3 separate regions of the Homo sapiens genome follow, and regions 2 and 3 are each linked to region 1. The links are chromatin loops, found by intact Hi-C in ENCODE. Cell type or tissue: endothelial cell of umbilical vein. All regions are shown on one strand. Each heading gives the region's core, and the rest is flanking DNA. Links, peaks and the distances in the headings are about the cores only.

Evidence for each region. A loop is a pair of places that touch in the nucleus more often than their neighbours do. Peaks named below come from ENCODE experiments on the same cell type or tissue, not always from the same donor. Only the 100,000 strongest peaks of a DNase experiment are listed, where the experiment ranks them.
Region 2: a loop joins it to region 1, with 6 times the contacts of the local background. A loop is called at or near these places in 7 of 110 quality-filtered maps.
Region 3: it touches region 1 in a loop (4-fold over the local background); 3 of 110 quality-filtered maps call a loop at or near these places.

What each region holds. Positions count from the first base shown.
Region 1 is chr1:213,118,732-213,127,018 of GRCh38, reverse strand. The region is part of intron 5 of RPS6KC1 (ribosomal protein S6 kinase C1); the gene reads right to left. Among named protein-coding and RNA genes, the nearest start is that of RPS6KC1, 72 kb to the right of the region's middle. In endothelial cell of umbilical vein, for the core only: a CTCF peak has its summit at 4,363 (motif pointing left); DNase peaks (open chromatin) are centred at 3,268 and 4,318; H3K27ac peaks cover 198 bases.
Region 2 is chr1:213,560,474-213,568,760 of GRCh38, reverse strand. It overlaps a transcript of RPS6KC1 not described here. Among named protein-coding and RNA genes, the nearest start is that of LINC00538, 360 kb to the left of the region's middle. In endothelial cell of umbilical vein, for the core only: a CTCF peak has its summit at 4,355 (motif pointing left); a DNase peak (open chromatin) is centred at 4,360.
Region 3 is chr1:214,210,308-214,218,594 of GRCh38, reverse strand. No RefSeq gene overlaps it. Among named protein-coding and RNA genes, the nearest start is that of SMYD2, 67 kb to the left of the region's middle. In endothelial cell of umbilical vein, for the core only: a CTCF peak has its summit at 4,476 (motif pointing left); a DNase peak (open chromatin) is centred at 4,244; H3K27me3 peaks cover 367 bases.

The DNA of each region.
Region 1 (8,287 bases), core at 2,680-6,679:
CCAAGTTTCTCAGGAAAAAAAAATTAAAAAGAAAATGATATCCTCAGGATTATATACTAAATCAAAATTAAAAGTGGATTAGACTATACAATTCTAGATCAGGGATCAGCAAGCTTTTTCTATAAAGGGCCAGAAAGTAAATATTTTAGGCTTTGCAGGCCATATGTGGTCTCTGTCACCACTCAACACTGCCATTGTAGTGCAAAAGCAGCCATAGACAATATATAAATGAATAAGCATGGCTGTGTTCCAGTAAAACTTTATTTACAGACATTGAAGTGTGAATTCCTTATAATTTTCCCATCACAAAACCACAAAATCATATTCTTTTAATTTTTTTAACTATTTAAAAATGCAAAAACCATTCTTAGTTTTCAGGCCATACAAAAACAGGTGGCAGGCCAGATTCAGCCCATAGAACATAGTTTTGCCAACCCCTATTTTAAATTCAAATTGCCTACTTCATATCAAATAAAGTAAGTTAGGGTAAAAACATGTTACTGGCCACTAAGCTCAAATTTCTAATCAGCTTTAGATGCTGCTTTGGCACCCTGTCAATATATATCCTCATTTTCAACTTTTTTTCAACTTCTTAGAATGCCCCAAAAGAACAAATTCTATTCCCAAAAAGCAACAGATTTCATTAAACCGACAATCTCAAATGAGATTCATTGAGCCTAGTGAAAATCTTTTCAGTCCTCTGACATTTCAGCCATACGGACAGTAACAGTACTTCATAATAAGAATCTTTTATAGCAATCTACAGTTATTTATCTACTATCCTAAGAAATATATATAAATTTTATGAGATTTTTCTTGTCATTTTAAATATTTTATGTATTTCAATGTAAACTTATTTCCTTAAATGATGCCAATATATAATCTAGCCCATTGAAACTGATAAACAAATAGATAAGGTTGAAAAAAGTTCTGGTTTATATAGCTAATCACAAAAGAAAGGAAATGCTGTATTAGAGATCTCTTTTGTCTGTTCTCTGGTATCTTGTCACTATAACCTTCACACCATCTATCACATTGTTCTGTTTCATGTTTTGCCCCATTTTTCCTTTTAACAATAACAATAACACCAAAGGGCAAGCGGGCAAAGTTATGTATACTCTGTTTCTTGGCTTTTGACCACAAAAAACTGGTACCATAGTCATATTTCCTCTTACCTTTCAAATCATATTTTATTAGCAATGAGAATCATGATTAAATGAGATTAGATCAAAAAAGTAAGACCATTAAAATACCTAGAGAGAAAGATAGTAAGATTAAGTAAATAAACATTCTATACAAAGCATTCCTTTTCAAATTCTAAATAATTTCTTAATTCGGCATCTTTAAAAGCAAGCAAACACACACACACACACACACACACACACACACACAAGCAGATAAAAAAGAGAAATTTATATAGCCAAACCAGAAGAAGCAAAGAGAAATAAAAAGACATCTACTTTAACCTTTTTAGAGGACAATTTGCCAATGCATATCAAAAGCGCAAAATTGCTTCTTTCACCCAGAAATTCAGCAATTTATACCAAAACCTATCAGAGGTGTACAAAAAAGATCTACATACAAGAATGTCCATCTGTCCATCACAAAAATTAGTAAAAATGTGGCAATAACAAATTCCTAATAATAGATTATGATATCTCCTTATGATAAAATATTATACAGCTATTAAAATCATTTTATAGAATATTTAATGCTAAAGTGTCTTATATTATGCAAAAACAACAAACTACAAATGAGTATGTATACTTAATTCTACTTTAAAAACAAACACACACAGAAAAAAGGCTAGAAACATACACTATTAACAGTGATTTTCTGTGTATGGTAAGATTATAGGTAATTCTATAATATAGAATTTAATAATATACTTTGTGTATGGTAAGCCCTTAAGTTCAGTATCTGAAAGATATCAAAAGAGATGCATCAAGGGCCAATATTGGGAATTTATCTGAGTAAAAGAAAGTTATACAGGCATCATTTGTGAAATATAAACCTCTATGGATCAACCAGCAGCTAGCGTCAAGAATTCCAAACTTAAAAAAGGAGTTAGACACAAGTACAAAGGCAGATCTGTTTAAAGCAGGCAAACCCCTGACACCTCTTCCTTGCCCACCTTATTCCTTTAATTATCCTCTTGAAGTTGCATCTTACCATGCCTGAAAAGCCTAACCCTACCATATCTCCTCGACCACACAATGCAACCAATCATCTTCTAGTACTCACTGATATCTTTCTCTTCCATATTTAAGCAGTTTCTAAATTCCCTTCTTCTCAATGACGTATTCTCCGGCCAGCTCGAGGAAGATAACATTTAAAAACTCCTTTCACCACCACAGCAATGAATCTTATTTATAAACATATTATATGTAAATATTCAATGCCTAGTTTATTTATATTATATACTTAACACATCTGCTTAATACAGTGCTTGTTCAACTCCTAGAAATCACACTACAATTCAACTTATTTCATACAAAACTATATATAAATATCATACGAAACGCAAACTAGCTCCCTGAAGCCCAGAAAGAAAGTTAACAAGAAAGATATAGGGAGCAACAAGCAAGTGACAGGTTCTCAGTCTAGGTAGGAAGGACATTGTGGATAAGGCAGGGCAATCACTGACATTTGACATAATACAGAGACTATTTGTCAAAAGTTAAACCAACCTGAAGTCAACCCCATACTTAAAGAGGCCCTCTGGGCCATCGCAAGAGTAAAAGGTGCATCCTTCACCAACACCATCAAGGCAAAAACCTAAGCTTTTTTTGGAAGTGATACAAGGGGAAAAAGTCAAAGGTTCTATGAAAGCGTTCTGCCTCCAGGTTCGTATCACAGAAATTCAAGTCTCAGGGCTATTAGAGGGCCCCAGGTGACTTGTTAAAAAGCAGCTACAGACATAGGCGTTTATTTAGCATCCCAGTTCACCTACCTACCCTTACCTCTGTGCTTTGAACTGCTCAGAGTAGGGCAGTATAGTGAAATCTGTCTAGGACACCATCTCTGAAAGACAGGCCCCAGGGGAACAGGTTGAGTTGCCATAGAATAAATCTTTATACTATAAACTATCAGAAATCTGTATTTGAAGACCATCTGTAAAAAGAGATCGGTTTCCTTTAGAACAACAGGTGGTCTCTCATGGGTGACTATATATAAAATACATGGCCTCATTATTATTAGCTGATAGCTTTCACTGAGCCCTGAGGTTCAAATATTGCCATAGTCAACAAAAAGGAATTTCTATTTTTCCTAGTAGCAATGACTCATGCGCCATGCACAAAGCAAGTTATCTAGCCAGTAGAACAAAGGTTACCCTAAGGTAGAAGACATACATACCAGTTTCCATTAAGAAAGAAGCCCTTATAAATATGATTTTAAGTGAATACCTAAATCCAAAGCTTAATGCTAGTTAAGATTCCTGTATGTGATTCCCTATTCATCATTTAGTAATAGCTATTGTTACAAAAAAGAACCTTTCCTTTGAAGTTTCACATTTTTATAACGTTCTTGGGTCATGTCTATTATGCTTCATCCTTGAAAATGTACAAAAAGAGCCTCAGAATACCTCGTACAGATTTGGTAAAACAACAAAATAAGCCCAGAAAACAACACAGCAATCTTAATTACAACCCTAATACTGCTATCTTATCATAATAAAGATCCATCACTTGGCTTCATTTTTTGCCAAATGAACTTTATACTCTGCTACTCTCCATAACTTTCTCTAGCCTCCAGGACATCAAGCCCATTACCAGTATGCAAGTAGCTCATGCTGAGTTTTCTATACCAAATATGTCTTCTCCCCGCCTCCCCTCCATAAAATGAAATCTCTTCATTTCAAAATATAGTTCTGTGAGTGCTATCAAATACCTGGAGTATCTTCGGCACATGGCTAAACTTCTCTGAAATTCAAACTCTGTAATTGTGAAATAAGACATTTAAGTGTATCATTTATAATGATTCCCATGGCATACCATGAATTTTCTGTTATTTGTCCCACCCAACCCCTAAACTCCTAATATCCAATATTATCCTCAATAGCCCTAGAATTTGTAAGAGTCAATATTTATCATCAGTGTCATGTGTATCATTTACACACACTGGTACATTCTCATTTGTGGCTATCTTGGGGGGAAAAAATGACCTGTTGTTTTTGTCAAGCTCCACTACCAAGGAAAATTCAACTGGGGGCAGGGAATAAAAATAAGTTGGGTAAATAAGCACATAACAGAAAAAAGAATCTCTTCAAGCTGAGTATGCAAGAGATATTCTAACATACATAACACCAAAGGGCCTAGAAAAATACCAGTAACAAGATTTAGAGTTCTTATGGTGCCACCTAGTGGACATTTGCACTTAATTTTACTTTAAATTACTTGCACTTTCTATAAATTTACATTTAAATTAATATTTAATACTTTCTGTATTTTGTCATCTCACACTATATTATGTAGTAAATAGACTTTAAGTTTGTCTTGAAAATAGATTTAGGTTATTAAGTAACCAATCATGTGACAAATATTCCTATTTAAAATGATCTTGCCTCAAAGTGTCAAGTTTAAATCTATTAAATGAAAATAACACAAATAATAAGACAAAATAAATGGTATTTCGATACAGATTTTTTTCAAACTTAAATAACTATACACCTTTCCAATTAGACCAACCAGTGCTTTAAATATAATCAACGCCATTCAATTTAACACAGTTTAATCACAATCTTCATGTCTGTCTACACACCGTAAAGAATTATTAGGTGGCTGTAACCACAAAGACAAATTGAGTGATCAGCTTATTGCATGTAGCAGATCTTAAGAATTAATATTCTTAAATGTCTCCTGGAATAACAAAATCTACCCCCACCTGCCATCAAATAAACATACAAATCTTGACCTTAATGTCATTTAAGGGATCCGTTACAAAGACGAGCAATAGATGCTATCCTCAAAATGCACATTTCATTTACTTTAAAATAGTTAATTCAAGACAGTTTAATAGATCCTTTCGTGTCTCTACAATAGTTACAATAAGCACTTGAGGAGTTCTTAATTCACAATTTCCAGCCAAAAAAAGGTGGGGGTAGATTTTGTTATTCCAGAAGACATTTAAGCATATTCATTCTTAAGATATGCTACATACAATAAGCTGATCATTCAATTTTTCTTTGTGGTTACAATTACCTAATTATTTTCTCTCATTTGCTGCATGAACCAGAAAAAATGTCCCTCCCCAAACTGAAAAGTGATGTATTAGGAAGAGGAAATGACACAGGTTACCAGATGAGACTATACCAACATCCAAGTCTCTGATATCAAGGCCAGCATGGCACCAAAGCAATCTACACCCTTCAAAAAGGCCAACAGGTGAGAGAAATATGTCAAGGAGCTCAACTGATATGCACCGATTTGGGCAGGTTTCTACAAATGTCCTAGTAACTTCACGGCTAAATTTAATTCAAGGAAAAGACATAAGTTGAAATAGACATAATAGAAATAAGATGTTAGCAACCAATTACATCTTCTTTCATCTTTGAAAAAATATAGTTTAACTTCTTTGAACAAAGGAGATAAAGAGTAACCAGGATTTCATTTTTAAAATGTAAAACAATATTTTGTTTAAAAACCTACCAAATAATTTCTTAATTTTCAATTTCATATTAAACAAACTATATTTACCAGTTTATCACCAAATTATTTTTTACAAAACCTTAAAGGGGTTTCTCTATCCCATGCTACTACAAAGTAACTGTAATTTTAAAAAACAGGCCAAGCACAGTGGCTCACACCCATAATGCGAGCACTTTGGGAGGCCAAGGCCAGGAGAATCACTTGCGTCTAAGAGTTCGAGAGCTGCCTGGGCAGCACAGTGAGACCCCATTTCTACAAAAAATTTAAAAAGAAAAATTAGCCAGGCATGGTTGTGCCTGCCTGTAGTCCCAGCTACTCAGGAGGCTGAGGAAGGAGAATCACTTGAGCCCAGGACATGAAGGCTGCACTAAGCCTGGGTAACACGGTGAGACCCTATCACAAAACAAATAAACAGACACCCAGATCGTCATGTTTTCCTCAGAAAACTTTCATTTCAAAGTATATTAGGATCTGTTGACTGCATTTTAAGATATTAACAAAAATAATGATCACTTCACCTCTACCTCTGTTCTCTGAGAAGTGATCAACTTGCCATGTCACTCTAACTGTAACTAAAGAACATTGAAACAGCAGACTATATATTAAGATTTACCCCCTCTGCCTCACTCCACCAGCTAGCTAATTCACAAATATGAAAAATGACAATCCACCTTTAAAACATGGCTTAAAATAGTACATTTAGAGAAGTTTTCATGGGGTGAATCACTTCCTCACATTTTAGCTCTAAATCCAAAACACAAGCATTTGTCACCACGATCCCTCTAACAACCCTCCATTTCACTGCGTACCTGTGGGGCTTGGCTGGCTGCTGGCTTTCCTGCTCTTTTGCTACTAGATGTTCCTCTCCCTGGTTGTCTCCAGAGTTTGCAGACCTTTTGGTATGAAGTAAATCTTCCACTTTCCCACTATGCCAAACAATCTTACGATATTTAAAAGCCATTTTCCCTCTCAAATAACAATGAATTTGCAAGCTGTCTGACACTTTGATCTATCTGTATTTATCAACCTAATATCTTTCAGCAGGATTAATTTGCCAGGCATGCAACTTTTAAAGGGAGGGGAGAAAAACAACATAACCATTAACAGCATTTCCAGTTCCATGGTTTTCATTCTTCATGGATCACAGTGTGTTTCAGAGATGGTAACATAGTTGAAAAACTAAACCGCACTGACAGGATAAAATGTCAATATTCCTTTTAGATGTCATAAGTCATTTTCCGTGTTTTTGACAGAAATGTTAGCCCCAATTTCTCTCATAAAAGCACATTCCTAAAAGATAAATCCTTCCAAAGAAAACACATCTTTTTGAAACTTCAGAGGTAAACTCTGAAACAACTGCTTTAGGAAGGGTCACCCTTACAGCTCAGTTTGCCTGAGGCTGTCCTGTGTCATGTTTGTGGTCTTGGTATAATTATTAATAGCACTGTCTATAATTCTCAGAAGTGTCCCAGTTTGGAGAATAAACTACATGCTCACCCTAGCTTTAGGTTGTGTCTCCTTTAGCATTAATACAGCCATCTGTTCACCTTGAACAGCATCAGTATTTTAGAATACCATCCCAAGAAACCTCATTCCTAATAATCATGCTTCTCCCTTTCTGGCCTAGACTACAGCAAAGAACAGAAAGATCTCTGCAGAGCTTGCATCCATGATTGCCTTATACTAAAATAGGCTCCTAAGATACCGTTCTTTCACCATGGTTGACTCCCACCTAGTAACAGAAGCTTATTATAGATATCAGAAGAATATAACTACTCCCATATCACAGAACCTTTGATTCTTGTATCAAAAAAATAGAGAAAAGAAACATTCTGCATTTCTGACTATTGCACTCCTCATTGAATACTCTCATATATATATATATATATATATATATATATATATATATATATATATATATATATATATATATATATATATATATGCCCAGGCTGGAGTGCAGTGGCGTGATCTTGGCTCACTGCAACCTCCACCCCCATGGTTCAGGCAATTCTCATGCCTCAGCCTCCCAAGTAGCTGGGATTACAGGCACCAGCCACCTTGTCTGGCTAATTTTTGTGTTTTTAGTAGAGACAGGGTTTCACCATATTGGCCAGGCTGGTCTCAAATTCCTGACCTCAAGTGATCCGCCTGCCTTGGCCTCCCAAAAGTGCTAGGATTACAAGCGTGAGCCACCATGCCCAGCCTCTCCTACAAATATTTCTAACTCTCCTACTTGTTCTCACAGAATCAGTATGGAATCAGGTGGAAAATGTGCACTCCTCTTTCTCAGGAGTAGGGAAACTGAGGCAACAGCCAGCTTAGGTTATACAGAAAAGTCACCTTCCGAGGAAACTGGTTCTATTAGAATCACATTGGGATCCCAAGCAGGGACTAGATTTTCCAAACCTTCGCAAGGATCTCTGATTAAAATAGGTCACAAAGAACAGATATTTTACCACCACCGCCCCCGACACACACACAAAAAAAATAATAGATTATAAAGTAAAATTACTGTCAACAATGTTTTTCTATGACCCTGGCAGAATCAGGGTGGAGTCAAAGATACTGAGAACTCAGTGAAGACCCCTGGGCATGTGGCCCCCATGCATTACACAGAACACTAAGTTTAAATAAAT
Region 2 (8,287 bases), core at 2,462-6,461, 440 kb before region 1:
TGGGTTTGAATGCAGGCATCATTATTTGCTAACATGTAACACTGAGCAAGTGACAATCTTGCAGGGCTTTTGCGTCCTCCTCTTTAAAATGGGCATGATATTGTTTACTGCAGAGAGTTACAGTTAAATGGTATGAGCCAGACTAAGAATCTAACCAAATACCTAGCCCTGGAGAACATTCTCTATAAATGGTAGTTCCCTTACCTGTTGGTCTGACTCTTTGTCCCCGCTAAGCTGCTCCATCTTCTATTGGAGTATAATTAGGAGCAGCTGGGAAATATCTGATAAAGTTTTACTTTATTCCATATGTCCTTGAATTGAATCTTCTGTCCTCGGTACTCCTCTTCTCACCATTAAGCCCCCTTCCTTTCATCTCTGGGGAAATCTGGAAACCAGAGGATAGTCCAGCCTCCCATGGAAAAGACTGGCACTAATCTGGTTAATGACATCCCAGAGCGATCTGTAGAGCAAATAACATCCTAGTTTGCCCAGAATTTTCCCAGTTCTAGCACTGAAAGTCCCATGTCCCAGGAAATACCTTATCCTAGGCAAACCAGGGCAGCTGGTTGCTCTATCTTTACAGTCAAATAGAAGGCTCATCATTTTTCAGATTTATTATTAACAGCAAGTGACTTAAGTAAAACTTAGTCAAAACTCAGCATGAGATACAGGAGTCTCATGTTCCTGCTGAGTGTTCTTGTCAGATATCAAAGTGTCACTTGGGAGTGGTCCCATATGGGACATCAAATGCTGTTCTTCCAGCCAGTCTGCAAGCTGGACCTGACAGGCAACTGGAAAAATCCAAAAGGCTCCTCAAAGACATACCCAGAAATAAAGTTATTACAGGACAAGGTTACTGACATTACTGACCCAGGCAGAGTAACTTTCCCAGGCCAGGGATGGGTTTCTCTAGCCTTGCAAGACAAGGGAACAAAAGCCTATACATTGGAATCATTCAAATGTTGGGAGAATCTCAACTCCATTACAATTACTAGCTGGTAAGACCTGGAGAAGCTGCTAATCCCTCTACACGTGTATTTCCTGCAATAATAATTCATATATTTTAGGGTTGTGAAGAATTAATACAATAATCCAAGTGAAATGCCTAACACAACTTTCATTTCTGGTATTGTATGGGATCAGATTACTTCAAGACTCTCCAAATATTAAACACCTAGAAAATGCTGAATAAGTTATAATGAACATTCTTTTAAAAGCAATAATTGGAAAGTGAGAGAAATTTCCAGAAACCCCAAACAAAGGGAGAACTGAAAACTAGAGTGGAACCCCAGAGCTGATACTGCAGCTGCCTGTGGGAGAGCTGCCAGATTATGTCACGTAAGGACTTAAGTGTAAGTGTCCACATGGAGTCGGGAGTTAGGTCTTGAGCCTACATGATACAAAGAAGTGAAATGCACATCCCATTTCCCCCCAGTATAAAGCCAGAAGCCTTGAAGCACCTCCTTAGATGTAGGATGAAATATACACAATCCACACTCAAACTCAGAAAGATGATCAAAAAGCTTAGCCGTCTCATACTAGGCTCTGGATGAGGGGAAAAAAATAGTCTCCTCTGATAACACATGATCACAGGTGTGACTTCATATGGGCTTGAGTTCAACTTTACTGTAGATGCATATTCTAGAAATTAATATAAAAAGTGACTAAGACCCATGACCTTGATGTGCCTGATAAAAACAAATGAAAAAATTTCTCTGAAGGGAAATAATGTTTCTCAAGCTAGAGGAGTCCTTCAGATAAATGTCCACCAACCATACATTACAATCCAAATTTATAAAAGAGCACATAAGGAAGCAATCCACAATGAGCAAAAGAGTCAGCAGACACAGCAAATAGCAGAATTTTAACTCCTGATAACATCCACTTAAAATAAACTATCAGAATTAAGCTAAAAATAAATGTTTAAAATGATGAAACATTTAAAAGAATCAAAAAGACAATACAACAAAATGACAATTATATTGAGAAAGGAATTAAAGAGAATTTCTAGAAACAAAAAAAAACATAGTCATAGTTATAGCATAGTTATAGCAGGCTAGACATAGCTGAAGAGAGAGTCAGTAAACTGAAAAATCTGAGGAATGAAAGATCTGAAGGTACCCGAATTGTAACACAAATTGAGAGCACCCAAATTGCAGAACAGAGAGGCAAAGAAATGTGAAAAAAGGGAGCAAAATATGAGAATGATAGGTTGAGAAATTTCACCCAGCATTAATAGGAAATCCAGAAGAGAGGAAAGGCAATATCCAAAAAAAAAAAAAAAAAAAAAAAAAAAAAAAAAAAAAAAAAAAAAAAAAAAAAACTAAAGGCTGAGAAGTTCCAAGAATTGAAAAAGAAGTAACTTTATGAGACCTGAGAGCAATAAAAGTCAACCTAAATACATGTCAGTGAAAGTTCAGAACACAAAAAGCAAAGAAAAGATGTTCAATAAAACCATGAAGAAAGTACAGGTTACTTTTTAAATAGGAATAATTATTAGACTGACAACAGTCCATTTTCCCCTAAATTTTATTTTAACATTTTCAAACACAGAGCAGAGTTGACAGAATTTCATAGTGAACACTTGTATAAACACTATGTAGGTACTACCAATAATATTTTACTCCATTTCATTGTATTTGCTTTATCACATATCTATCCATCTATCCATCTCTGCATTCATCCAACAATCTCTCATTTGCTTTTTGTTGTTGCTCTTTTATTTGGGGTGTTTGTGTGTGTGCATTTCACAGCAAATTACAGACATTTCTACACTTTTTCACTTTTTTTTTTTTTTTTTTGAGATGGAGTTTCACTCTTGTTGCCCAGGCTGGAGTGCAATGGCATGATCTCGGCTCACCACAACCTCTGCTTCCCAGGTTCAAATGATTCTCCTGCCTCAGCCTCCTGAATAGCTGGGATTACAGGCATGAGCCACCATGCCCAGCCTACAGGTTTTCTTAAATCTGTCAGCAAGGATTTCATTAATGAAGTTCGATATTTGTTTATGGATTTTTTTATATCAAATTTGCATGCAATGAAATATACAAATAATAAGTGTACATTGGTGTGCAACTCAAACACATATCAAATATAAAATAGTACCATCATCCACAGAAATTTCCCTTGTGTCCCTTTCTAGTCAAAATCCATCCCTATTCCCTTCAAAGTCAATCACTATTCTAAAGTTTTTCCACTGTAGATTAGTTTTATTGCGCTAGAGTTGCACATAAATGGAATTCTACATTTTTATGTAAGACTTCTTTCACTTAGTATACTAATTTTGAGATTCATCCATGGTGTTACACGTACCAGGAGTTCATCCCTTTTTATTGTTGAGTACTTTTCCATTATATGAGCATACCAATTTATTCATCCATCCTGCTGGTGGATATCTGGCCTCTTTCTACTCTAAGGACATTATCAATAAAGCTGCTGTGAACATTCTTGAACAAGTCTTTTTGTGAATGTATTTTTCTGTTTCTCTTAGTAAATACCTGAGAGTAGAATTGCTAAGTCATGGCGTAGGTGTGTACATTTATAAAAGACTGATCCCTTTCTCCAAATTTGTTATACAATTTTACATTTCTAATATATGAATTTCTGTTGTTATACATCTTTGCCAACATTCACTTTTAAAAACAAAATTTAACCTTTCTGGTGGAAGTTTAGTAGTATGTCACTCACTGTGGTTTTAATTTAAATGTTTTTCATGACTAGTAATGTTGAACACTTTTTAATGGACTTATTGGCCAGTTGAATGTCTTGCTTTATGAAGTGTTTATTCACAACTTTTGCTGACAACATACTTCTGAACAGCAACACGATAAAACAGAAAACAAGAAAGTAATATTTCATCAGTCAGGGTCCAGTATGGAGACTAAAGCTATATCAGTAACTTACACACACAAAAATTATTACGGTGAATTGTTAACTAATAAAAGGTTGTTAATTGTCAAACTGGGCAAAGCAAACCATAAGGTATAGGGAGGTAGGAACCACAGAAACAAATTACTAACCTTTGGGCTGAGAGAAAAGTGAACAAGAAGAAACTTAAAAATCTCAGAGGAGGGGATCCTGCAAAGTTGAAATTTAGACCTTTGAGGAAAAGGGGTAGTTGTCATAGGAACATGGTGCCTGTTGATATGGTGACAAAGAAACTGACCACTACTGAGCTACAAGAGCTGAAAGCCACTTTCCAATGTGGCAACAAAGAAACTGACTGAAGGACACCACAAATGAACAATGACCCCTATACCCTGATCTGCTCATTGCTGAACTATAAAACAGAATACCAGAAGGAACAAAGTTCCCTCTTCCTTCTTTTCCCAGGCTTTCAGTGTCCCTCTTGTGCCCTCTATTGGCAGAACCTAACACTAAGCCATCTGTCAAGGGAGAAATGTAATCTACAGAGTTTAGGTCCAATATCACAAAGTGTGGCAAAGAAGGGTGGTTTCAGAGCTAAGAAGCAATAAATTAACAACAGACATAAATATATTCAAAGTGCTGAGAAAAAATATGCCTGTGTACCCAGAATTTTATACCCAGTTAACCTATCATTTAAAAGTGAAGGCATAATAATGACTAAAAACGATTTTCTCTTTGTTATACTTTATACAACACATATAGGAGAAAATATGCAACATATAGGTAAGTTAAGACTTTTTCAGACAATTAAAATCTGAGAATTCATTACTAACAGTAATAAATGCAAGAACTATTATGGTACTTTCCCTCAAAGAGAAAATTGAATCCAGAAAAAAAAAGTAAAATACAAAAAAAAAAAAAGAGGTAAGCAAAAAAACTTGGTAAACATTTGAGTAAATAAATGGTAAGCAAATAAATTGGTAAAATTATAGGTAAATATAAATGAAAAATTACAGTATGAATAATTATAAAATAATAATTAATTTAGCGTATAAAAGTAAAGAGTAATTAAAATACTGGCCAACCATATGAAGATGAAAAGAAATGATCAGAATTAAAATGTTTTAAGCTCCTTGCATTTTTGGAAGACAGGTAGAATTCAAGGCCTTACTCCTTAACAATCTAGAAACATGATTGGTACTCCCTGGAAATGTACAACACAATCCTAGATGATATTTTCCAAGTCAAGTGTACAGGATATAATGTTAAGTTTACCTCTAAAGAACAGAGGTAAAATGAAAAACCTTAAAATCAGTAGAAAACAGAAAATAAAGTTTGATCAACTCCAAATAAAGTGGGAATGAAGAGTAAAAGAAAAAAAGTTTAACCACAATAAGTGGGAAACAAAATCTTTGGAGAAATAAATCTAAATGTATCAGTAATTGTAACAAATATAAATGAACTAAAATTCCAAAGTAAAAGACAGAGATTTTCTTATTGCTTTTTAAAAAATCAGATATATAATCTGTACAAAGACCTAGCCAAAATATAGCAGCATAAAATATTAAAAGAATGGAAAAAAAGATATATAAAAGATATATATCAACTGATAGAAACTTGATGTCACCACATTGATATCAGATGAAATAGATTTTAAGAATTATTAAAGAGGGGCTTTTTACAATGGTAAAAAGGACAATTTATCAGGAAAATAAGACAATTGCAAATGCCTATACACATAACATAACTCTGAAATATATGAAACAAAAATTAATAGACTTTCAAAGAGAAATTGACAAATCCAGCAATATGGTGACAGATAATATATTTCTTTCAAAGAGTAAATCAGGCAGACAGAAAAATGAATAAAGATATAGAAGATTCAACAACACCATTAACAAACTTTAAAGACATACAAAGAACTTTTCAGGGCAAGGCATGGTGGCTCACACCTGTAATCCCAACACTTTGGGAGGCCAAGGCAAGAGGACCACTTCAGGCCAGGAGTTCAAGACCAGCCTGGGCAACATATTGAGGCCCTGACTCTGCAAAATATTTAAAACTTATCTAGGGATAGTGGCACACACTTGTGATCATAGCTACTTGGAAAGCGGAAGTGGGAGGATCGCCTGTGCCCAGGAGTTCAGGATTACAATGAGCTCTCATTACACCACTGCACCTGAGCCAGGGTGACAGAGTGAGACTGTCTCTGTAAAACAGAACTTTGGCCAGGCGCAGTGGCTGACACCTGTAATCCCTGCACTTTGGGAGGCCAAGGCAGGCAGATCACAAGGTCAGGACATCAAGACCATCCTGGCAACTAAAAAATACAAAAAGTTAGCCGGGCGTGGTGGCCGGCAACTGTAGTCCCAGCTACTTGGGAGGCTGAGGCAGGAGAATGGCGTGAACCCGGGAGGCGGAGCTTGCAGTGAGCCGAGATCGCACCACTGCACTCCAGCCTGAGCGACAGAGCAAGACTCCGTCTCAAAAAAAAAAAAAAAAAAAAAAAAAAAAAAAAAAAAAAAAAAAAAAAACAGAACTTTTCAGGAAATTTTACGGAATATATTATTTTTAAGCACACATAAAGCACTGATAAAACTTGATCATATGCTGGGCTGCAAAGCAAATTTCAATACCAAAACTTGGTATCAAACAGACCAAATGCCCTGACCATTATACAAATAAATTAAAAGTTAATTATGAAAAGTCTTTGATGATTTCAAAAGCATACTTCTAAGTAAACTGCATAACACATCCCAAGACAGAGCATAAGACCTTTAACAATACTAGTCTTCATCCAACTAATTGACATCGCCAAGCCCAGTTCCTCATTTTGCTAACAGCTAGCATTTTATAGATGCTGCTCAAGGTCAAAGGTAAAATTAGTGGCTCTACAACAGAAGGAAGGAATCTGGCCTCAAAGGATATTGAAAGTGCAACCTTGACCCTACTGGGCTTGTGCCCCCAACAACTGACCTCCAGGAATTTAAAAGTACTTTAATCTGGAAAGTTCGACTTATATTATTCCTGGGGTAGACACATCCAGGTAGAGTTTCCCTTCTGCCATTTCAAAGAACAAAGTAACTCTCTCAAAGCTGAATTGGGCTATCTGCTCTCAAAAATATTTTAGAGAAAAGGAGCTGCTCAGTGGGGCTGGGTTATGTATTAGTGGGTGAGTGAGGGGGACCCAAATACCAAAAATGCTTCACTGTTTCTCCAAAGCTGACCCCAAAGAAAAGGGCACTGATCCCAGAAAAGAGAGGAGAGTAGCACATTGTGCACAGCATGGACTCAGGGCAACAGTGGTAAGGGAGCCCAGCTGTCTGTACCCTCATCTGCACACACCTAGCATCCCTTTGCTCTGAGCAGTGGACATACCATGAGGGCATTGCTGTACAAATGACATAAGAAGGAATTCCACCTTAACTAAAATATCAGCCTGCTTCTGGTGATTTTGGTAAATATGACTTCAGTCCTCTAGAACATCCATTCTCAAAGCAGGTAATATCACCCCAAGAGGGCAAAATTTGGTTCAGCGTGGTTGGAAGGTCAAAAAAAAATTAGCTATTACAATGGTTTATGGCTTTCCAAAGAACCACAGCACATAAATAGATTTACAGTATATCTGTGGTATAAAATTTCATGGGAAGGGGACACAATTAGGGAAAAGAAAGTCTTCAAAGACTCTATAAGGGGGCAGTCATGAGGATAAAAATGTTGAGAAACACTGCTTTAGCAGATAATACCCGAGTAGACGTATATTTGAGACTGGTGACCAGACCCTGCTCTGAGGTAATCCTATATGTAAGCCCCTAATCAACTAACCTCTCTTTCATTGCCAGCTTATAAATCTCAAGGAAAGGCATCAATCATATTAATGAGGGACCATGAGCCCAACTCTCTATTTTCCAATCAACCTCTTAGCAAATATTTATTTGGTACCTTCTGCAGCTATGCTGTACAATATGGTAGCAACATGGAAGGATGAGCTAGTATCTCCATCTGGGGCAAAAAGCAGGCTTGCCCACTGCTTACTATGAAAGGGTGAGTTACCCAAGCTCAGGATTCCCCCAACTGTGACACAAATACACCTCATGTGCCACATCCATCTGGGCCCTTTACATCATCCTCGTGAGATTTGGTGGGGGGGAGTTACATTTGTTTTCTATCACAGAGTAAAAAATTATCACAAAATTGGCAGCTTAAAATAATACTCATTTATTAGGTCATAGTTCTGTCGGTCACAAGGCCAGGCAGAGTTCCCTACTTAGGGTCTCAAAGGTTAAAATTAAAATATTGCCAGGCTGTGTTCTCATATGTAGGCTCTGGGAAAAAATTTACTTTCACACTTACACAGGTTGTTGGCAGAATTTAATTCCTCGTGATTGTATATCCGAGGTCCCCGTTTTCCTTACTGGCT
Region 3 (8,287 bases), core at 2,462-6,461, 1.1 Mb before region 1:
AACTGAACAGAAGTGTTTTGAAGAATTTTGGGAGCTGGGCAGGCTTTTCTGCAAATGAACAGCAGGCTCTGTTTTAAAAATATATTTTTTAATGTCTAAAGAGACAGCTAAGGATAGGTTTCCCATTATTTTCTCCCTGGGTTACCTTCACCAACCACAAAAATTTTACAGAGTGTCTTTGGGGCCAACTCCTTATAATAGGTGATGTAGACTTGGCTTATTACTTATTATTTAGGAAGGGGAGACTGGGTGCTGGTGGCTTATGCCTGTAATCCCAGAACTTTAGAAGGCTGAGGCAGGAGGATGGTTTGAGACCAGGAGTTCAAGACGAGCCTGGGCAACATAGTGAAACTCTGTCTCTGCAAAAAATAAAAAATGTAAAAAGGAGGCAAAAGATTGAAAACAAAGCCAACTTTTTATGAGATCTGGTTTAGTTTAAACCAAAGATAAAAAGGATACCCCATAAGGAGTAGCAGCCGATAGGATTAGATTAGTGAGGAAGGATCGTTGAAAAGGGGCAACCCAGGCTTTGTTTTGTTTTGTTTTGTTTCTTTCCTTTCTGTCTATCTCCTGCTTCTATAGAAGCCATGCCAGAACTGTGGGATGGCCTTCAATCTGGTTTTGCTCTGTTCCCTTCCACAAATATTGATAACACAGTCAGCCTTGCTGTCCCTGTGTCCTCTGTTCAATGCCCTGCTTGACCACAAGGTAATGCAGAGGAAATATAACATAGAGCTCTAATAATGTTTCCTGTAGTTCAAGAAGTTAAATAGATAGTGTGAAGTCCACTTCTTTTGTCCCCAATATGTACAGGTGGCTTTGAGAGCATCTACTCTGGGCGAGGCACTGGATTGTTCCTCATGAGGGGAGTACAAAAGAGAAATGGCGGCGACTTTCAAGCAATTCTTGTGAAATGAATGGATGGAAGGCCAGCACAACAAACCCATATAAACAGATTCTCAAATGTGTATGATTTCTGCTATGGATGCAGCTCTTGCAGGAAGAGTCCTCCAAGCTTGGAGCAAGGAATCTGCTCTGGGGGATGATGTTGAAAGCGTATCCCAATCCGCCTTCTCCCCTTCATGTCTCATCCCTCGGCTGTTGCATGGGGCATGTGTCCCTCTTCAAGTAGATCCTAGGTCAAGAAGGGCCCATGGAACTTTGACTCTTGTACATAGGTGTAATGGCTTGAGTTTTTATTTTACTTGTAAGAGAATCCTCTCCTTAGGTAATGGGCTACTTTTCACCAAACATGTGGACTTTTCTCCTTGTAGTCTTCATCCCTGCTACATAAAGGGTGGAATACAACTCCTGCTATTGTAGTGTGTTGTTTCATTAGCATTGCACTTTTGGAATACTGCTATTTGGGAACTACTTTCATGCCATTTCATTGCTCAAGAAAGATCCTGGTTAAATTTCCAAATTTAGAGATAGTCCTTATGCTTTCATCACTTTGTAGTTTAATTCTAGACAGAAAACCCACAGCTCTGAAGATAAGCATGCTACCTGAATAACCAGGCTGCCTGAAATCCTGCCTAACCCTGGAAGCATTGCAGTTGCATGAGTACAAAAGGAGGGAATTCCCCTGAAGGCAAAAATGAAGTCTGTCTGGTCCTGCTGAATACCTATGTCTGGCCCAGCACCTGGCACATAGTGCATGCTCAATAAATATTTGTTCAGTGAAGGAGAACAAACAGCAAATGCAATTTAATAACTCTCCCCAGTCCTTGAAAATGTTCCTGTCTGCATCACATTCTGACACAGCTGGTATCTAATGGACAGCCATTAGGTACAAGGGCTCCATGTTTCACATTTGCCAATTCATCGAATCCTTCTAGCCATCCTGTGGTATTGCTTAAAAAATCAAATCTAACAATTACAGTTTTCTCACCAGACTTGAGTAGAATATGCTTGCTAAACTTGTCCCAAACTTTTCCTGTAGTGTCAGGTTTTACCTACAAAAATTCAAGGCAGGCTGGGGCAAAATTTCTTTAGCAGCCTGGAAGCTCAACACATTTCCCTGTTACAGCGTAACAACAGAGTAGTTCTCTGGGGCGTTATCTGCTTTTAAAGTTAAAAAATATTGTAAAAGTATCAATATGCTTTGCCAAACATTCAAACCATACAGAAGCATATTTAAGCAAATACGTTACATGCCTGGTCTCTTCTCTCTTCCCCAGACCTTTCTCTGTGAACTTCATTCACCATAGGTGGCTACCACAGCCACCCATCACCTTCAGATGCTTCCCTGAACTCCTTCTGGGCCTTTCCCTAAGAGCATAGTATTCACATTGCTTTGCAACCTTGGTTTTTTAATTTAACCATATGTTGTGGACATCTTCCAGGTCAGTACATTTGATTTAACTCATTCTTTTTATCGGCTGCCAAGCAGTGATGAGCTGCCAGTACCTAACATTTGTTGAATGTGTCTATGTACCAAGTACCAGGTGTCATTTTTATTTTATTCTCACAAAAACCATATGAGATAGGTACTTTTTTCTATCCTATTTTTGTATGAGGAAACTGAGGGTTTTAAAAAATTATAATCCACTTAACTAGTCCCTATTAAGGCATAGTTAATTGAATATATATTTATACACACATACACACATCTGTAGGGTAAGTCCTGGATTCATTCATCCCACACTGATTTTTGAGAGCCCACTATGTGCCAAGAAATGTGGTAGGCACTAGGAATGCTGTGTTGAAGACAATATAGATCCTGCTTCAGTGGCGCTTATACAGTAGTGCCTAGACAGGCAAGAGTCATGACATCAGGTGGTGACGTAAGCTAAGAACAATAAGACAGTGGAGGGAATGGAGAGTGACAGAGTTACTATTCCAGAGTGTGTGGTCAGGAAAGACTTCTCTGGTGAGAGACTTGATGAAGCAAGGGAGAGAACATTCTGGAACAGGAAATCAAAGATGGAAATGTGGCAGGTTCAAGGACAGAAGAGCATATCAAGGATAACTCCAGGGTTCCGGGACTTCACTAATATGCTGAGTGGCAGGGCCATTTACTAAGAGGGGATGGGGAGCAGGAGCAGTTTTGAGAAGGTAGGGGAAAGGAAAAAGAATTCCATCGTGGACTGATGTTTGCTGTGTTTATTACACATCCAAAGGGAGGTGTTCAGAAAGGAGCCTGGGGTGCAGAGGAGAGGTCAGGGCTGGAGACTTAATTTGGCCACTGTCAGTCTATGAGACATGTTGAAAGATACAGGACTGACTGAGTGCACCTGAGTGAGGGAGGCAGAGAAGACCAGAATTTCTAAGTCAAGGAAATGCAAACATATTCCTAAATGTTGTCAAATTGTTCTTGAAAAAGTTTTGCCAACTTATACTTACCAATACCCCAGGAGAAGGCTGACTCCATACCCAGGGGTGAAAAATAAACTATTGTTTCCATTTAAATTTGTATTTATTTACTATGAATTAAATTGAGCACATTTCCAATGTTTCATTGGCCCTTTGCTCCATTTTATCCTGTGATATGCCTCTTCATGCCGTTTGCCCATCTGATCAATTGATAAGAATATTGATTTACAGGATTTATTGATCTATACATTTATTGATTTATAAGAGCTCTTAGAATATTTATATTTAAGAACATTAATTCTTTGTCATATGTTTTACAGCTTTTTATTTTTTCTTCTGATTTTCAAAGTGCTTTTTGAAGTTCAGATGATTAAAAGTTTTATGTAGTCAAGTCTAATAATATCTTTTCCTTTTAAAGCTTCTGAGTTCAATACTTAGAGCGGTCTTTTAAAATCTAAGACGGCAATAGGATTCCCCAGGTTTTCTTGTAATTAAAAGTTTCCAGTGTGTCTGATTTCTCTTATTTTCACTGCAGAATTACTCAGCAAAGGAATCCATGGAACTAATTTCTTTTTAGGCTCATTTGGCAACAGTTTGCTGCTGGTGAAGCAGGAGGAGGTTAAATAGCAGCTGCCAAGCTTTTGGTTGTGCCCAGAGCCCAGCACACGATAGGTGCTTAACATATCTTTACTGAAGGAATGCTTTGCTGGCTTTTGTTTTAACATGGGTAAAACTCTTCATAGTTGCCAAGTACTTCCCTGATGTTATCTCTTCCGAAGCTCCAGCCTTTCCTGCAGTAGAAAAAGGGGCCGGGGAGGAGGCCAGGGTGACTTGGTCAGCACTGACCAGAGCTAGGGACGACAGCTTTATAGAGGAAACGCCTCGCAGACGCCACTGGGGCAGTTCCTCTTCACCTTTCTTGGATTTGGTGACTGGAGAATTTCAAATACACAATTGCAGTTTCTACTCTGGAGCTCGCTTTGAGGAAGGAGAAAGTGTTTGCTACTCTAAACGAAATATATTGTAGGCAAAATGCATTTTGTTTTGCAAGCAGGGAGCTAGTGTGTGTGTGTGTGTGTGTGTGTGTGTGTGTGTGTGTGTGTGTGTGGTGGGGGGGGGGGTCCCAGTTTCCAGTCCTTTTCTTGTCACTTTCTGCCATCTACTGGCCATAGCACAAAATACTCTGGAATGACTTCAATGATGCCTATGAAGAAAGAGGCTTTATTCCTGTACGTTCTCAACCTGAAATGTAATTTCCCAGATAAATTTTGCCATAATTCACCAGGATCCAACATTTATTTTTTTCAAAATAACAGTTCTGTGAAGGGACTGAATTATTTGAGCAATGACTTTATTATTTTTGTTCCTTTGTCTGAGAAGCAGTATTTGAACTCTGACCACCTGAGTTTAAATATTGGCTGTATAATTTATTGTCTGTGTGACCTTCAGCAAGAAACTCAACCCCTCAGTGCCTTATTCTCCTCATTTGCAATGTGGATTTGATACTAGATCTTGCCTCTTAGGGTTTTGCTTAGATTACGTTGAGTTCTCAAATATAAAGCATATAGTATCTTGCACTGCAAGAGTACTCCATAAATGTTATCTGTTATTTGCTTGAAATCTATGTGAGTTTAGGTAGGCATTACTCTGGGACATAGAGAATTCCATAAATTAGGTATTTATAACCTATGCCCAATATTTGTGTACCAATTTTGTTTCCAAACTGCTTGCATTTTAACTCTGGAAATTCAGCCCAAAAACAGCAGCCTCTGTTCTGGAGCCCTCTTTATTACCTCCTGCTGGAATAATCCATATTACCTCTGAGCTCCCATAGCCCAGTATCTGGTCCTCTCTTGGACTGACGATTTCACCTTGGAATGTGAACTTGTCTCGCCTTGTACATTGCCTGGGTCCCTGAGGGTAAGACGCAGTCTGATTCATCATTATCTCTCACAGTCTCCCTTACACTATGTTATTCAGCAACTACTCAACAAATATTTGTTGAAAAGCCGAATGAATAATCTCATTTGATTCTCCCAGGAATCCTGAGTCAGGTACAGCAGATATGAATTGTGCACACTGAATAGATGAGGAATTGTGAGACTTGCCCCAGATGAGATGGAATGGGGCTAGAATTCAAGGCTGGGGAGAGTCTGTGACATGCCAAGAATGTGCATGAAAGAGAATCAAGGGAGCAACATAGAGGAAAAGGCTCATCCCCAGCCCGTATGCAATGGAGCTACACACTGAAGAATAATTTTGGTGGGGCTAGGAGGAAGGGTTTCGTGTCTGAAGCTGATCTTCTGGCTGTCATGCCTCATCCAAGTCCCACGGAACTGCATTTTCATAGTCCAGTGCCAACTTCCACATTTCCACTGTCTCATCAATGATTGTCAGTCTCATGACTAATGCTTTGGGACTAGATGTCAAAATATTTATTTCTCAAAATCACTTATGATTGTCAAGGGGCCACAGAACCCCTTCAGAATATCCCTGTTACTTATGATTAGGTACAAAGATCCTAGCTTTACTGGGAGTCAGGGACCATGAAGATGTCTCTATTCTATTATTCTCTATTACATTTTCATCCTTTGCTTCCACAGACGAAGGCCAAGTGAGTCTCTCCTGATGATGTTCAACCTTCATTCAACAAGTTGAATAATTACAACAAGCCATAATTACTGTTGTACATGTGTACAACAAGTGCCTATGGAGCACCTGCTAGGGGCCATGTTATGCTGGGTGCACAGGGAAGATGTGGTCCTTGTCCTCTTGCTTACAACCAGGAGGAAAGCCAATTGCACATATGAGCCATTGATATCAGTCAGCCTGGAGAGTTTGATTTTAACTGGATAACTCAATCTAAACATTTTTTTTTAAGTAGAACTCTTTGGGTGATTTCAGACATACAGAGGCTGACTGGCCAAGGAATCTATTCCTCTTTCTAATATTAGAAAGGAATATATTCTTAGGAATCTATTCTTCTATCTAATATTTATTGTCTTTAGGCTCACTTTTGCATTCTTTCGTAAAAGGTGGCCAAGTATCAAGAAAAGGCAACCCTTTCCCACACCTGCAGCTACTAGCTGGTCATCACCCCAAAGAGAAGGCCTCTAGCTGAGAATAAAAGTGGTACATCTTTACAGTCTAACAGATACCCTTCCCTTGTGTCAGAAACCATATCTCAGATTTGTAGGGAGGTGAGACTACATAGCTAGGAGATATTATGGATCCTAGTGAAACATTCTAACCCCAGTAGTAGGGGTAGCACATGACAGTGTTAGGACCTGATGAGACATTATTGTCCCTCTGGAACCTGGGGCTGCTGGAGAAATTGGCCTGTATCCCCCAAGGACACCTTAGCTGTGGAGGTTACATGGGGTTCTCAGCCCAGCCAACAGACACTGTACATGTCAGCAGTGGTGTGATGCCAGCTCTTGGGTGTGGCAGATGGGACAAAGAAAGTGGAGGGTTTTCTCCTCTGTCCAGCTCTCTTAAGTAACTAAACTTTGGCCCCCAATTCCCCGACCCCCACTGCTGATTTTCTGTAGCCCATCCAAGCAAATGAGATCAGAGAACCAAACCAGACCAGAAATGTGATATCTTTTTCCTCCCTATTCCTCATCTACCAGAGCTCTATGATTTTCACCAGTCTAGCCAGGAGAGAGAGCTCTGAATGAAGAGTAACTGAGACAATAATATTCAAGTATCCTAGACCATGCTAAATCTCTAGAGCTGGGTAATGTAAGTGTTTGGCTTTCAGCAGAGCAAAGTGGAAAAATGTGAGGCAGACAGAAGGTGTTTGAATCTCCCACTGTTAGCTTGGTAGCCACAGGCAAGTCATTCACCTTTGCATTTGTTTCCTCATTCGAAAAATGGAAATGCTAATATATCCCTTTCAGATCCATTATAAGGATTAAAAATGTATAAAGCATGGAGCATAATACAGCATCTATTATTATTGTGAAGAATATGTTGTCTTGCCCTCAAGAGACTTGTAGTGTAGTTTGGAGAACTAAGACCATCACAATAACAATCACAAGAATGTGGTCTGTAACAAACAAATGCCTGCGCAAGTCAGATAGAAATTGAAAGTAGGGAGAAAATTATCCCACCAATTCCACTACACCTGCTCAGTTTTGTCCAAATACATTTATTAAACATTTACCATGTAGCAGGCTATATTGTCATAGTTGTGTAATTTACAGGTTCAGGAGTAGTGCAATTTACAGGTTCAGAAAGACCTGGCTTTGAATCCTGTCTCTACCATTTACCAGAGGTATGACTTTGGCCATTACTTAAACTCTCTGGCTTTGGCCATTACTTAAACTCTGAGTTTATTACCGAGTGTCCTCATCTGTAGGATAGGGTTGTTAATAGTACCTGGCTCACAGGTTGCTGTGAGTAATAAATGAATTAATGTATATAATATATATTATATATATATACTGTAAGTAGTAAATATATAAGTATATAAGTATATATAATACTGAGTTATAAATGAATTAATATATGTAAAGGAAACAGCAAAGTCCCTGACACATTGTAAGTGCTCAATGAACAGTTGCTGCTATCATCATCGTCATCATCATTATCATCATCACCACCACCACCACCAGCACCACCAGTCCCTATGCTTAATGTCAGGGATTTTAAAAATGAATGATACATTTTCTGCCTTCAAGCACTTCACAGTTCAGTAGGTCCTCGTATTCCATTGAATCCCAGAAGCCTTTGGTAAGTGATCCAGGTGAACATAACCTATTTTTCTAGAACAGAAACAAATTTTGCTTAGGAAATTTGCAATATTTTGACCTAGAGCAGGGCATTGGCTTTTACCCAACGACGTCTGCTTTGGGAATGTGCTTCCCTAGAGCTCCCTGTGAAACTGAGATAGAGATTTGAGTCTTTCCTAGGCCTATTGGTTTTTACAAGAGTGAAATTTATCCTGTTCAGTCCTCATAATTATGCA